Linked DNA regions of Homo sapiens: region 1 is linked to region 2. Evidence: read pairs that join two places in POLR2A ChIA-PET (ENCODE). Cell type or tissue: Panc1. All regions are shown on one strand. Each heading gives the region's core, and the rest is flanking DNA. Links, peaks and the distances in the headings are about the cores only. Region 1 overlaps ARHGEF12 (Rho guanine nucleotide exchange factor 12). Region 2 overlaps GRIK4 (glutamate ionotropic receptor kainate type subunit 4).

Region 1 (2,920 bases), core at 188-2,687, 160 kb before region 2:
TGTGGAAGCTTAAGGTTGCTAGAAACTAACATTGTAGATTAAGAGTAGGCCACATTGCCCATCTTCTCCCGTCTTGTTTATGGTAGGAAGGTGATTATCTCTAATATGTTTGGGTCAGGTTCCTCCAAATAACATGAATGGGCTTTGAATTCTTGTCATCTTCTTCCCACATCTCATTTGCAGAGTTTGGATTATGAAGAATTTGAGGAATTAAGTCTTTTCCTCTAAGTATAATACTGGTGTAATTTAGACGTATTAGCAGTTCTTTGGAATTTTTATTTCATTTTTTGTTTGTTTATTTTTAATTGCCTCGTCATGTGGAAAAGTCATTCTTGTATAATTTATCCACGATGGCAAAAATACGTAAGTATTTTATCTTCATAGCTTGAAGAATTTGTGCCTTTGAGAAGTTTCTCTGAAGCTTAATCGGAATGGGAAAATTTCAGAATGGTACCTTTTAAATAATCTTAACAAAGAGCAAGTTTAACCTGAGTGGTCAACTTTTGCAGCAGATGATTGAAATGCTAATATTTCTAGACTGTGTCCTGTCTTCCAAAGATACAATAACCATGTTTGTGAAGTTCATACCTATTTTTCCTTTTCCTTTGCAGTTTTATTTGCCCTCTTTCCTTCTTTTGGAGTCTGATTAGGGTTTTGTTTTGGGGTTTTTTTTTTTTTGGTTTTTTGTTTTTTGAGAAAAGTGAATAAGAGAGGAATTACCTGGAGCTAAGATTTTAAAAATAATTTCTGAAAGACTGATAAATTATTTCTTTTTTTAGGAAGATTCCAAATTTGGCCTCGAAGGGAAATCAGGTCATCTTTAATAGAGCCACAAATCTATAGAGCAGAAGCTCCCCCAGGTGCAGATAGATGTTTCCTAGCTTGATATATAGGAGAGGAAAAAATACAGGAATTGCCCTCCCCTTTTTAAGACATTTGATAATTCACATCTGCTGGCACTTGAGCCCATATCAGATACTTTTTAGTATTATGAAAGCTCAGTGTTTGGTTCTAAACCAGTTAATTCTTCTATGTTAGATATATACACATAGTTCTTTACTTGGGTTTTTGTGACCAGTGCTTTTTCTGTGTATACCTTTTACAGTAGTTCAGCAGTAAATGTATACTGTGCCTTGTGACACATCAAGTTTACGCTTTTTCTTCCTTCCAGAGTATTTTGGCTACTGATAAGTAAGAACTACCTAATTCCTGGAGACTATATTTCTGTTCTATATAAAGAGCTTTCTATAGTTTATCCTCTCCTTAGGAACATGAACATTATCTTTATAGCTCTATTCTTTTTCGGTAGCCTTTGCAGTGTTCTATTTCGTCTTCCTCTCCATTTTCCTAGATCTGCGATGTGTATTTAGAAGCTTGTTGTATGCTTTGGATGAAGACTAACAATTTAGGAACCTCTGACTAGAAATACTATACTAATATTTTTCTTAGCAGTGATAGAAACATTAATACTAGTTCAGGCATGCCATTGGCTTGGTAGTGATAGAAACATTTTAAGTGGTAATTGGGAAGTAAGGTGTGGCTTCTCTGTGTGTTTGTTTTTTGAGAACCCTTGAAATACCTTTTTTGGAAGGAACTGAGTCCACAAGTCCTCAAAAAGCACTCATCGGAGGGATGAGTTGATTAGAACAGAATTAGCATGCTAACGTAAATCTCTTTGACATTACAAATATTTTATCACCTGTGTGAATAGACGTCTTTAGATTACGTACAGTTAGCATAGATGAAAAAGTCTCTCTGGGGATTCAGAAAAGCTTGAAACTACTGAGTAGAATCATAGCAACTGGTGACATTCTGCTTTAGTGTAGGGTCTTATTATAAGCCCACTTCAAACTTTAGAGATTATACATTGCTTTCTCGGGGTAAAATTCATTAGCTGAGTACTTAACAAAAATGCTAGTTACTCACATATTATTTATTTTAAACTTTCTTGGCTTTTTTTTTTTTTTTTTTTTTTTTTTGAGACAAGATCTCGCTGTGTGGCCCAGGATGGAGTATAATGGCGGGATCATGACTCACTGCAGCCTCAACCTCCTGGGCTCAAGTGATCCTCCTACCTAAGACTCCAAAGTAGCTGGGACTACAGGTGCACACCACTGCACCCAGCTGTTTTGTTTGTTTGTTTGTTTTTTTAATAGAGATGAGGTTGTTGAAGGAATGATTTGCCAGGGGAAAAAAAAAAAAGAAAGAAATAGTAGAGACAAAGTCTCGCCATGTTGCCCAGGCTGATCTCTGTCTCCTGAGCTCAAGCAGTCCTCCCAAAATGCTGGGATTAAAGGCATAAGCCACCGCACCTGGCTTCTTAGCCATTTTTAGAGCTACTTTGTGAACTAGATTTACTTTGTGCATCTTAAAAGGAAACCAAGTGTTTGCTTTGTATTGACTTTTTTTGTTACATTTCTGCCCAGTGCGGTCAGTTGGTTATTTATTCCATTTCCCCTTATTTGTCCCTTTCTACCTGTTAGAGTCTATTAAACGTGTATGGATGCGTTTTCTGATCTACAATTTTAATAATACTTAATTTTATTAATACTTTTGTGGGTTACTGTAGGAAATGAGAGATTCAGCAAGGGAATTCTGAGTTAGACCATAGCTGCTGCTTAACCGCTGTCATGGTGTCTGAACAGATTCCTGCTAACAGTATTTGGTTCAAGAAAATAAGTTATGTCTTTTTAAAGCTGTCTTAGTGTGTTCAGGCCACTGTAACAAAATACCATAGACTGCTTGGTTTAAGCAATAGAAACTTATTTTCTCACAGTTCTGGAGGTTAGAAGATCAAGATCAGGATGTCAGTGTGATCAGGTCAGAAGATTCCCTTGCTGGCTTGCAGATGGCTGCCTTCTTGCTGTTTGTCTCACATGGCCTTTCCTCCGTGTTTGCCAATGCCCTTTCTTTAGTTTCT
Region 2 (2,920 bases), core at 277-2,776:
GACCCAGAGCTCTCAGCAGGATAAGAAAGGGATTAGAAAGGGGATTTCGTGTTAGTTAGCAGAGCAAAGGGTTTGGTACAGACACATGGACATGTGACTGAAGGCCTTGTGTGCTGGGACTCCAGAGGGAGACCACAGAGAGTGGCCAGCACTTGCTGAGCAGGGGAAGAGAGTGATGATATCCATGAAAGAGACATCCCTGGCTACACTGGGAAGCCCACATTCCCTTCTCAGACACTTGTGGCTGGCCCTAGGTAGTGAGTGGGTATGGGATGTCAACAGGAGGTATGTCTTATGTGACAGTGTTGGGCTTTTTAAAAGTCTTATGTTCTATTCCCCTTCTCCAAGGCAGGTACAGACCAAAAACATCCCATAAAGATAGTTGTCTAGCATAAAATCTACAGTAGGCCAGGCATGGTGGCTCATGCCTATAATCCCAACACTTTGGGAGGCCGAGGCAGGAGGATCACTTGAGTCTAAGAGTTCAAGACCTGCCTGGGAAACAGGAAGACCCTGCCTCTACAAAAAATAAAATAATTAGCTGGGCATGGTGGTGCCTGCCTAAAATCCCAGCTACTTGGGAGGTTGAGGCGGGAGGATTGCTTGAGCCCTGGAGTTTAAGGATGCTGTAAGCTATTATTGCACCACTGTACTCCAGCCTGGGTGACAGAACAAGTCCTTGCCTCAAAAACAAACAAACAAACAAACAAAACAAACAACTCTCCAGCAAAGACTCACAACCTCTTAAGGGGATGCAGTCAAATGTTGCCTTATAATAAGACAGTTTCTCCTGGTATCCTGCCTGAGTTGAGTTCTTACTGCTTCCATTTTCTTCTGTTCTGTCCTCAGTGGAGATGGAGATGTACACCACCTTCTTTCCAGGCATTCTTTTCTTTTCTTTTCTTTTTTTTTTTGAGACAGAGTCTTGCTCTGTTGCCCAGGCTGGAGTGCAGTGGCATAATCTTGGCCCACTGCAGCCTCTGCCTCCCAGGTCCAAGTGATTCCCCTGCTTCAGCCTCCCAGGTAGCTGGGACCATAAGTGCACACCACCATGCCTGGCTAATTTTTGTATTTTTAGTAGAGACAGGGTTTCACCATGTCAGCCAGGCTGGTCTTGAACTCCTGGCCTCAAGTGATCCACCTACCTCGGCCCCCCAAAGTGCTGGGATTACAGGTGTAAGTCACCATGCCAGGCCTCCAGTTACTCTTTGGAGATGTGAAGGCTGACATTTAAGTCTCACCTCTCCTCTTGTGCAATCCTTCTTGCCAAAGATGGAGTTAGACCCTCAGAGAGGTTTGCTCCCCACCCAGCAGTAATTAACGTGTCCCTTTTCCCAGCATGGAGAGGAAATGAGCAAAGCCCTTCTGTTAAAAAAAGAAGACAAAAATATGTAATACAACCCCAGGCTCCAGTTTGGGTTTGCAAAGTGGAAAACAAAACAGAACCATTTTTCAGGTACTTTTATGTTAAGCCTCTCTAATGTGCCCCAAAATATTTTTCAAGTGATTCATCTACAATCCAATAAGAACAACGGCTGTTGCCATTTGGATGAAAGGAGCTGAGGAGCATTAGTGAGCGATTTGATTTTATGAAGGGGAAGTGGCACAGGTGCTTAGAGCCATTTGCTTGAGGCACCAAGGTCTATGCCCGGGGCATCTGCAGCTCCAGGCGGGGCAACTGGCAGTGCTACAAGCTGGATAATAGACCTACCAGGCACGCCCCGCCCCATGGTTAATATGGGAAAGGGCTACTTGCAATGGAGGCTTTGAACTTGGGTGCATTGGTCCCCACCACTCAAGGATCTCTTTATGGTCTGCTAATTTAGAAAATTACTATGACCAATGATGATAATACTAATAATTCACATTCATAAGGGACTTTCTAGTTTATAAAGCTGCCTTCCATCCATTATCTGACTTGATCCTGATAACCACTCTTGGACTGGAACAGATACTATCATCCCCATTTTACAGGTCAGAAAACTAAGGCTTCAAGATGTTTACTGCTTTGTCCAAAATTAAGAAGCTCCCCTTCTCTCATGCCCCCATTTCTATATATGGGTATTCCCTTGTGAATGTCAGGGATTTTTTTGTTGTTGTTGAATTATAATTTGAGAGAGGGAAGAGTAGCTTCCCTAAAGAGTAGTGATGCGTAGAGTGACTTTGGGGAGAAGGGTAGGGTCATTAGCCAGGGAACAGGAGTGGCAAGAGGGACTCCACAGTGGCAGAGGAGAAATTCTGGACTCTGCTCTTGCAAATACAGACTTGGAGGAGGCTGGGTGTAGGGAACAGTGGTAGCCCCTATGTGGTGGGTGGGGAGCTAGGTAGGGTAAACTGGGAACCTGAGGGAGGGTCTAATCTCCCATACTCCCAAAGACCACATCTGCTAGATGTGTATGCCTCTTGTTCCTTTCCCATTTGTATTTCCAGGCTGTTAGAAAGTCTTATTTAATCATTCTAGTCTCATTAGTTGTGCTTTTTGGGATTAAGGCCAGGACCCATTTCCATAGCAAAGGAGTTACATAGAACTCTCCATAGCAGAGTTACATGAAAATGGTGTTGGCTGCTCCGGGAGCCCCTCCTGTTGGTGGCAACAATAAAGAGTGAGAGACCGCCAGGGCGAGATGAAGCTTAGGCGACAGGGATCAAGGTCGAAAAGGCTGCAGCTTGTCTCGTGGGGAACCTCGCTCTACTGCCAACCACAGAGGATCAGGGGTTGGGGATTTTAAAAAGCTATTGTGATAATTACTCATAGTTTATAAGTCAAATCATATTTTAAAAGGCTTATAACAATATTCAGTATTTCTCTGTCCCACCCTTCCTGTCCCTCAACCTCCCTTTTTTGAAATAATGGCTTTCAACTGTTTAGCTGCTTTTTTCTGAGATTTCCACATCTCTATAGTTCTAAATATGTGTGCAT

What was found. Peaks named below come from ENCODE experiments on the same cell type or tissue, not always from the same donor. Only the 100,000 strongest peaks of a DNase experiment are listed, where the experiment ranks them.
Region 1: POLR2A ChIA-PET joins it to region 2 with 8 read pairs; 2 of 35 experiments call an interaction of 5 or more read pairs at or near these places.

The regions. Positions count from the first base shown.
Region 1 is chr11:120,409,629-120,412,548 of GRCh38, forward strand. All of the region lies in intron 4 of ARHGEF12 (Rho guanine nucleotide exchange factor 12), which reads left to right. Among named protein-coding and RNA genes, the nearest start is that of ARHGEF12, 75 kb to the left of the region's middle. In Panc1, for the core only: no CTCF peak of the experiment used is centred there; no DNase peak of the experiment used is centred there; H3K27ac peaks cover 1,211 bases.
Region 2 is chr11:120,567,492-120,570,411 of GRCh38, forward strand. All of the region lies in intron 1 of GRIK4 (glutamate ionotropic receptor kainate type subunit 4), which reads left to right. Among named protein-coding and RNA genes, the nearest start is that of GRIK4, 57 kb to the left of the region's middle. In Panc1, for the core only: no CTCF peak of the experiment used is centred there; no DNase peak of the experiment used is centred there.